2 separate regions of the Homo sapiens genome follow, and region 1 is linked to region 2. The links are chromatin contacts, found by Hi-C or POLR2A ChIA-PET in ENCODE. All regions are on one chromosome and are shown on one strand. Each heading gives the region's core, a stretch centred on a gene start or an enhancer-like site at or near the end of the contact. The rest is flanking DNA. Distances are from core to core; before and after follow the strand shown. Region 1 has its middle 6.6 kb from the start of PON1. Region 2 has its middle 46 kb from the start of COL1A2.

Evidence for each region. Hi-C counts contacts between places; a loop is a spot of excess contacts on that map. ChIA-PET counts read pairs that join two places held with the same protein, here RNA polymerase II (POLR2A). Pooled maps may share reads with other maps.
Region 1: a loop to region 2 is called in a pooled map, with 2.5 times the contacts of the local background. The contact joins two enhancer-like sites. A Hi-C loop is called at or near these places in 1 of 37 single-sample maps with no recorded cell type and 3 of 50 pooled maps. POLR2A ChIA-PET finds 5 or more read pairs at or near these places in 1 of 52 experiments (WTC11).

The regions. Positions count from the first base shown.
Region 1 is chr7:95,328,738-95,333,478 of GRCh38, forward strand. No RefSeq gene overlaps it. Among named protein-coding and RNA genes, the nearest start is that of PON1, 6.6 kb to the left of the region's middle. Within about 2 kb of position 2,099, at least 2 of the 41 ENCODE cell types and tissues checked have a DNase peak (open chromatin) inside an H3K27ac peak, as active enhancers do.
Region 2 is chr7:94,438,586-94,443,125 of GRCh38, forward strand. No RefSeq gene overlaps it. Among named protein-coding and RNA genes, the nearest start is that of COL1A2, 46 kb to the left of the region's middle. Within about 2 kb of position 2,331, at least 2 of the 41 ENCODE cell types and tissues checked have a DNase peak (open chromatin) inside an H3K27ac peak, as active enhancers do.

The DNA of each region.
Region 1 (4,741 bases), core at 849-3,348, 890 kb after region 2:
AGAGCAAAGGTTTCCCATGTCAATGCACACTTTGAAATGGTCTGCTTTTTCTGGAGCTCTTGCTCTGGGCTTTTGTTTTCATTTGCTCTTTTGCCTGAAACACTGTCTTTCCATAAGCTTTTTATTCCCCATTTTAAAATACAAACGTCTTTATTGAGATATAATTTATATACAATAAACTGCACACATTTATAATATATAAATATAATTATATGTGTTTATAATTCAATATATGTCATTATATATAAATCAATAAGTTTTGGCATATATATTCACCCATGAAAACATCACAGGCATCAAGGTAATAAATATATCCTTTGCCTCCAAATTTCTTCATGCCTATTTGCAATCCCTCTCATACCTACGTCCACCCCACTTCCCTACAGATGTATTAGTTATCTACCATCATGTAACAAACAAGCCTGAAATGTGTCAGCTTATAACAACAAACACTTATCACCTCTCACTTTCTGTGGGCCAGGAGTATGACTACAACTTACCTGGTGCCTCTGCCTCAGGGTCTTTCCCAAGGTCGTAGCCCAGGCATTGGCCAGGACTGTGATCTCATTTTAACAAGCCAGATGGAAGTCACCATCTCTTTGTAACCTAATTTTCAAAGTGACATATCATTTTTTCCATGTTGTATTCATTCTGTTCTCTCAAGGTGAAGGAATTACACGAGGGTATGAATACTAGTCCCCATTCTTAACATGATCAAATCCTACCTGCTCCTTCAGGCACCTGTTTGCAATTTATTTCTACTAGTTTTTCCTGATGTCTAAATCTTGGATACCATTCTCATATGTCTCATTGCACCATGCTGCTTCTTTATTATTCCTGCCACTCTGTATTGTTAATACTTTATCACGGTACTGTTTTTCTCACTAGACCAGAAGCCTGTATAAAAATGCCTTGCTTGTTGTTATAGCTCTAACGCCTGGTACAGCACCTAACAAAATCTAGGTGCTCAATAAATATTGTTGAATACATGAATGAATGAATGAATGTTTAAAAGTTATTACAGAATCCTCTGGAATACTTTAATGTTCCATATTTTATTTACTGTAATGCCATCAGTGTTAAATACATAACTATCTATTATTCTTTTATTTTATGTACTACTAAAAAAGAAAAACTATAATTAATCTACAACACAATTCTAAGAAACTATTAATTATACAATAATTTCCTATTTCACACATGTTAAAATGTGCAGACAAGAGTATGAGTCCATGCTATGTGAAGATTTTAAATGTTATGAGAAGTTATGAAGGTGTTTTAAACTTAGAATTTTTTTATCACCAGAAATGTATAACCAAACATTTAAAAAGCAAACTTCTTTAAAAACTCAGATCTCACCTTGACTATTAGAATCCCTTTCCTTTCCTCCCTTGATCCTCATGTGCTAAGTATTTATTTGCACATGTTCAAATACTTCTTCCTAAATATATTTGGTAACAATCACATCAACCCATTCTTTTATTTTCCCACAAAAAGCCTAATTCACGGAGTAGTCAGTAAAAACTGTCAATGAATTGGTAGAAAGCCAGAGCCAAGTTTGCCAAGCTTAATTTTGTAGAAGTGCAAAAGGATTGATTGGGTAACTATACCACTTGGTGTTGTTCATCTGCAGAGGATGCTGAGCCCTGTTGGCAGTTGTTGCAATGTTCTCAAGTTTCTGAAAGTGTGAAATTCCAATGTTCTAAGAATGCCAATAATACCATTCTGCATGAGGCAGCTATAGTAAAGCTGGAAGAAAAAAAAACCCAAAAACCCTGGGCTTTAAATACTAAATTCATGGTCACTTCCTGAAAATTCTATAGTAGCAGAAATAACATCTGTAAAATGGAGATAATTCCTGTGGGTTTGCTGTATTAAATTTTTAAAAACCTGTGAAAGCACTATGCAGATATAAAGCAATGGCAGTGCAAAGTACAAGGTACTATCCAAGTCTGGAAGTTAGTTTACAAAATGCTTTTACCTTACATTCTCTCACAAGACCCTGGACAAGGAGATAGGATCAATACGATTATCCCCATTCATACAAAGTCATCCAATTAGGAAGTGTAGGAGCCCTAAGTTTGTATGTCTAGATATGGGCAAACCAAAACTGACGTGCACCTAAAAACAGAAACTGAAAGTACGAAAAGGGAAAGCTAACAGAACTATGTCACTTCACTTCAATTGTCTAAGCACACATCTCAAAAAGCTTAAAAATCCAAAGAAAGGAGAAGGATGGAAATGAAGATAAAATCAGCAATCAATGAAATAAAAAACAAACTTGAAGAGAGACTATCCATTGTATGAAGTGTCATTCAGTTATAAAAAAAGAATAAAGTCCTAATACATGCCACAACATAGATGCACCTTGAAATCATTATGCTAAGTGAAAGAAGCCAAACACAAAAGGCAGCATATTATAGGATTCCATTTACATGAAATAGCCAGAAAAGGCAAATCCATAAAGACAGAAAGCAGATTAGTAGTTGTCAGGAACTGCAGGGGAGAGGAGGATGGGGAATAACTACTTAATGCACATAGGTTTCCTTCTGAGATGGTGAAAAATATTCTGGCGCAAGATCATGGTGATGGTTGAACAATATTGTGAACATACTTAATGCCATTGAATTGTATGTCATTGAATGGTTAAATGATGAATTTTATACTATGTGAAATTTACTACAATAAAAACTTAGGACAAAACATTCAAAAGTTGATTATTGAAAAGACTAATGAAAGATATAAAACTGTGGTAAGACTGACAGAAAGAAAATGAGAAAGAAAACAAATTCTAAATGTGAGAAATAAAGAGGATATTACCGCAGATCCTAAATATGTAACAAAAGGATATTATGAACTACTTTATTCCACTAAATCTGCAAATTTAAATGAAAAGAATGAATTGCTAAATTTATCAAAGCATACACAAGCAGAAACATTTAATTGTAATATTTCTATATTCTTTAAATAAATGTAATCTATACTTTAAAATCCCCCTTAAAGAAATCTTTAGTCCCAGGTAGCTTCATAAGTGAATTATTCCAAACACTTAAGGAAGAAAAAATGCTAAATTTTACACTAACTTTTGGAGAATAAAAAAAGAAGAAATAACTCTCAAGTCTTTCACCAGGTGAATATAACCTTGATACTAAAACCTGACAATTAATTACAAAAAAGGGAAATTAAAATTACAGGCCAATCTTTATTATGAACATGGACATTAATATCTTAAAATATTAGTCAAGTAAGTCCACAATTATAAAAACATAATAATATCATAATCAAGTAAGGTTTATACACCATATGGGAGTTTGGCTTGAAGTTTTAAATCAACATATAATTAACAGAATAAAGGGGAAAAATGATGATCTCAATAGATGCAGAAAAAGTATTTTAAAAATCCAACACTCATTTACAATTAAAAACATTTTTAGTAAACTAGAAAGAGAATGCAAATTTCTTAATCAGGTGAAGAATATTTTGCCAAAGAGAAAAAGTTACAGCAATTTTCACACTCGATGAGAATTTGAAAGCTTTCCCTGGTGATTGAGAAAGGAACAAAGACATTTGTGATTATCCCTTATGCCCAATATTAAACTAAAGGTAAGAAAAAGAAAGAGGAGATGTCAAGGCTGGAAAAGAAGATCTAGAACACTCATTATTTACAGACAATGTGCTTGGTATGTAGATGATACGAAAGACTCTACAGATAAACTTTAAAATAAAAACATAAATTTACTAAGGTAGCTAGCTATAGAGTCAGTATACAGAATCATTTGTTCTTGTGTAGTAACAAACAATTAGAAAATGAAATTTTAAGAAGATACTATCTACAAGAGCATCAGAACTGCTAAACTCTTAGGATGTAACAGAAGATGTTCAAAATCTCTACACGAAAATCTACAACTTCACTAACAGAAACTAAACATTTAAAGAGACACATATACCAACTTCAGATCTTGGAAAGGTGGCAATTTAATGATGTACATTCTCCCCGCATTGATCTATAAGGAGCTCAATAAAATTCCAACACAAATCCTAGAAAGGTTTTGTACAAATTGGCAATCTGACTCTAAATTTAAGTGAAAATACGAAGAGTTAAGAATATCCATAAAAAATTTTGAGGAAGAACAAATTTGGGGGATTTTAATACCAAAAATCAAGGTTTATTATAAATCTATTATAATTAAAACGCTGTGATTTTGTTGAATGACTGACAAATAATCCAACGGAACAGAACAAAAAGTCCAGATATAGGCCAGGCGCGGTGGCTTACGCCTGTAATCCCAGCACTTTGGGAAGCTAAGGCGGGTGGATCACGAGGTCAGGAGTTAGAGACCAGCCTGGCCAACATGGTGAAACCCCATCTCTACTAAAAATACAAAAATTAGCTGGGCGTGGTGGTGGGCGCCTGTAATCTCAGCTACTCAGGAGGCTGAGGCCAGAGAATCGCCTGAAACCAGAAGGCAGAGGTTGCACTGAGCCGAGATCGTGCCACTGCACTCCAGCCTGTGCAACAAGAGTGAAACTCCATCTCAAAAAAAAAAAAAAAAAGGTCCAGATGTAGACCAACACATAAATGGTTACCTTATTTATGATAAAGTGCCACTGCAATGAGTGGGGAAAAGATTTTCTTTTCAATAAAATGATGCTGTATATATTGGATATACATATGGCCAAAATGAATCTTGATTCCTACTCACAGGACAACCAAAAGTATATTCTGGGTGGATGAAAAATC
Region 2 (4,540 bases), core at 1,081-3,580:
TCTGTATCCCTCTCCCCAAAATGTTTAGGACTACAGCTTTCAAATAGTGGGCTCTTTAAGCTGTTTTAAAAAGAACATGTAATGGCTCATTGAACATGTGAGCAATTAATTTGGGAACAGTTACAATATTACAAATGTGATTACTTATTGCAAACCCAATTAATCCAGTCAGGAAGAATGTTAATTACAAAGGAGTGTGGAAATTAGCATGAGTACATGACTAAATGCCTAAAATCTGACCTATTATATTGTCTGTCAGGTAATTTATTTCAAAAATACTTCCACAGGAGGTTTTATGTATATATGTGCATGAGGGCTATAAAGTAACATTAATCCACACTCCAGGGCTGATTGAGTAATCTTGGACATATCCTAATTAGGAAAATCCATAGCTTTAGAATTGGCTATTCTGGCATTTCAAATATCATTATTAAAATCTACACCAGAAGGTGTGTTAATTAGCATAAAAGATGTCAATAATAATTTTTCATAGTTGAAATATGGTCTTGAAGATATATGGAGAACTAATAAATATTTAACATAATGAAACTTAGGCTAAATCTTGTTCTACTTGTGACATACTACTTGGTAGCAAGATTGACAAGGAAAGACATATAGTCCTATCTATCTTCAATCACCAGAGATGACTTATATTTACCAAAAACTCTTGAATTACTCAATTAGCTCAGATCACTTCAAAAGATGACTCTAAAAAATGGAAAAATGGTAAAAGATGGCTAAGAAAATGACACACAAAGCAAAACTGTACTGAATTAATTTAAAAAGCGAAATGAAATAATGCTGAAAACAATAACTGCATTTCTCTAATGAGCAATGGAATATCAATAAAAATGAATCCAGATATAATAGAAAGCAATCGGGAAGGATGCCAAAGTTCCAAAGAAATCATCTCTCTTTCTATGGGAGCAGCCAAGATTTACTAGGTGCTTTTATGGCCCTTCCCCTCTGGGCATAACTGAAAAGCTAGAGGAAGAGCCTTAGCCAAGCTGAGCCACTCAACTCCTCTCTTTTGAAAATTTAAAAGTTGTAGTGGAGAATGGCAAGGAATAATGGAGGCATGACAATGACAGCACTCTACAGACGACTGTGAACTTTTGCAGATGAGGTCACAAAACAGTACTAGATTTTTGGTTGTTCTTTCAATTATGAAATAATCCAGTATCCTTCTACTAACTTTCCTTTTTGCTTAAGTTAGAGAAAGTTAATTTCTGTTATATAAAACAAAAACAGTTTCAACTAATATACCTAGTAAACAGGACATGGCAAAAATGGAGGAATACAGGACCATCTTAAAGTAGAAATAAGAGTCACAATTTTGAATAGTCTTAAAAAGTACCCAGATAAAGAACATTGTTGGAACACAATTCATGGATGTTTGGCATTTCTGCATGTTTTGCAAGCAGAGACACTGATGACCTTCGTTCTGAAATATCTGTTCAAGGATGTTTGTATAATGATAGTGTGCAACCTTGGAAGAGAGAGTTAATGTCTCCCTTCAGAGGAGAGGTTACTGTCCACTATAATCAAGATAATAGCTCCCTGCAGGGCAAATGTCAAGCAGGTTTGCTCCCAGCCCATTGTAGTTTTGGGTTCCATTTGTTGGTGTTTCTCAATTGCAACACATCCATTTGGATTGCTCTGCATTTTCCCCAAGGGACTTGGGGAAAGGGGGCCTGAAGCAAATATAAAGCTTTTAGTTCCTTGCCTTGCTGGAACAAAGTCTTTCGTCTCTGACCCAGAAGCTGCATGCCTTCCGCCAGCATCTATTAAACTGTGGCCGGCTAACATCTTAGCTTTAAAGTAGAGAAAATTCCAGATCCTTCAGAGTTCTTGACAAACATTTCAAAGAAGAATTTATAACAGAATGAAGCTGCATCCGTTCTGTATTCTTGTCTTTCAAGTTGCCTAGCAACTAGTTGGTCACCACTGATCTGACAATCTGCAGTAATGAACAACCACGCTATATAGAAAAGTGTAATTGAACTACATGCTTCTAGATGGCAGATTGTCTGATTCATCTCTGTATCTCTATCACCTAGCCCAGTAATACAGACTCCAGACTTCGTGATTTTATTGTTGCAGGACTTTTCCTTAGTTTAGCTAATGACAGGGTTCTTTGTTCCATGGCCACAAAAATTCAGGCTTGCAGATAGTTTGAATGGTGAGTAAGACAGGGTTTTACTGGGTGAAAAAAGAAGAAAAGGGGAAACGGGGACTCTCCCTAGGCCAGAGTCCCTGCTAGAGTACTTCTCGCCTGGTCATTTGAATTCCAGGTTCCAGATAGGAAGAGGAGGGGCCAGACTACTCCCCTCTGCAAACAGCGTGAACTTCCGTGTCTCCACCCAATGCACATTCCTCCTGGTGTGCAGGCTGGTTGGAGTTTTTCCAGGGACCCTCTCCCACCTGGCTATCTCATTATGTTGAACAATTATTAAACAAAAGAGGAAACTATAAAAATGACTGCTGGAATATGTATAGAGTTGTAGTAACTAAGATAGTCCAAAATCTGTATCATAGGTACTTTACCTTATAATCATCTTGTATCTTCAGGTTTATTTAAGCAAAACGAACAGAGATCCAGTCAAGGAAGCTCAGGTGACAGGGACATACATAGAGAAATAAGAGCAAGAAAGGTAACAGACTACTGAAATTGGAGCTGCAACGTGGCTGCTCCTTTATTTATTTATTTTTTTAGAGGCAGGGTCTTGCTATGTTGCCCAGGCTGAAATACAGTGGCTATTCATGGTGCCATCATAGCACACTGTGGCCTCGAATTCCTGGGCTCAAACAATCCTCCTGCCTCAGCCTCCCAAGTGGCTGGGACTACAGGCTCACACCACCATGACAGGCTTGGCTCTCTATTTAAGATGGCTTCAGAGATCTCAGGAGCAGGAGTTTGTGACTTTTTCAACTCTTTCCTCTACAGCTTCACCACTAATCTGGTTCATTCACATTCTGCATGTTTTTTTCATATCTGCTATTAATTGGCTTTCATCATTATTATTATTTGATTTCTAAGAGAGAGATTCTGATATAGTTCATAAATCTCTAGACAGCCTAGTAAGTGCTGACATTTGGGTAGGTATCCCATCATGAGAGTCGTGTGATATAAAACATAGCCACCTAGACATCAGAAGCTCTGCGTGGGCAATTTTTAAAGGGGGCAAGGGTATGAAAGACCATAAATAACATCTCTATTACAAACTGCATCACAAAAGTTGTAATGTTTTATAACTTTTCTCAATAAAACAGAAACTTAATTTAATTCAAATACTTTGTATTTGAATGCCTGCTTTGTATCTACCCATCTCACACTCTTCCTAGCACTCCTTTCTCCTTGAAAATATATATGTTGGTCAGGCCTGGTGGCTCACACCTATAATCCCAGCACTTTGGGAGGCCGAAGCAAAAGGATCACTTAAGCCCAGGAGCTTGAGACCAGCCTAGGCAACATAGTGAGACCCTGTCTCTACACAAATTTAAAAATTAGCCAGGTATGATGGTGTGCACCTGTACTCACAGCTACTACAGAGGATAAGGCAGGAGGATTGCTTGAGCCCAGGAGGTAGAGGCTGCAGTGATCATACCACTGCATCTCAGCCAGGGTGACAGAGTGAGACTCTATCTCAAAAAAAGAAAAGAAAAAAAAAAAAATATATATATATATATGCTTCTTCATGCAATTTGAGCATTTTGTTTTTAGATAAAGACTTAGAAAGAGTTCTTAGACATCATTTTTTAATGCTTGTACAGAAAAAAAGAGGGGTTGGGGGAGACAAAGAACATCAATAACAAAAAACAAAAGTTCATTAAAATGCACAAAAAATGTCCAGTTACTTTAGAAATTAAAGAAACACGAAGTTAAAAAGCTCACTTCATCTCTGGCTGTTTCTTTTCAAAATAATAGGTTGATAAGAGTTTAGACAAAAGATCACTCTCATCTACAGTTGATGTGGTATAAATTGGTACAAAATTTCTAGAGAGAAATTTATCGGTATGTATCAAAAGCCTTAAAAATGTTTATATCTTGGACAAGGAATGAATGCTAATAAATTAATATTTGATTTTTCTAAAGACTTTGACCCAGTAGAGTCCATATGAAGGCTTCTCATAAAGCTGTGAGACTCAAGTTTTCTCTCCACTGCACAAATCAGAACAGCACGTAGCTGTCCCCCAATGCAGCTGTCTGGGGCAACCTAAACTTGGAGGGAGAGCTGTGTGGGTCTGAGGAACAAGCACGTGAATCACAGAAGTCTTCTAACTTTGGGAAATGCCATGGCTATTTGCAGCGCAAAGCTGACAGAAGGAACTAGAGCACTGCAGCTCTCAAAAAGCCACACAAATACACTCTTTGAACTGGTTCACATGACTATGTGCAAATCCAACCCTCTGAACAGGTGTCATGGAAAGGTGTCTGCAAAAAACACCAAAAGGTTATTTTTCTAAAATCCCGTTTTATTGCCTTCTCTTCCAGTGAAGGCAACCCCCAGCTGGTTATTGGGAAGTCACATCCCCCTTC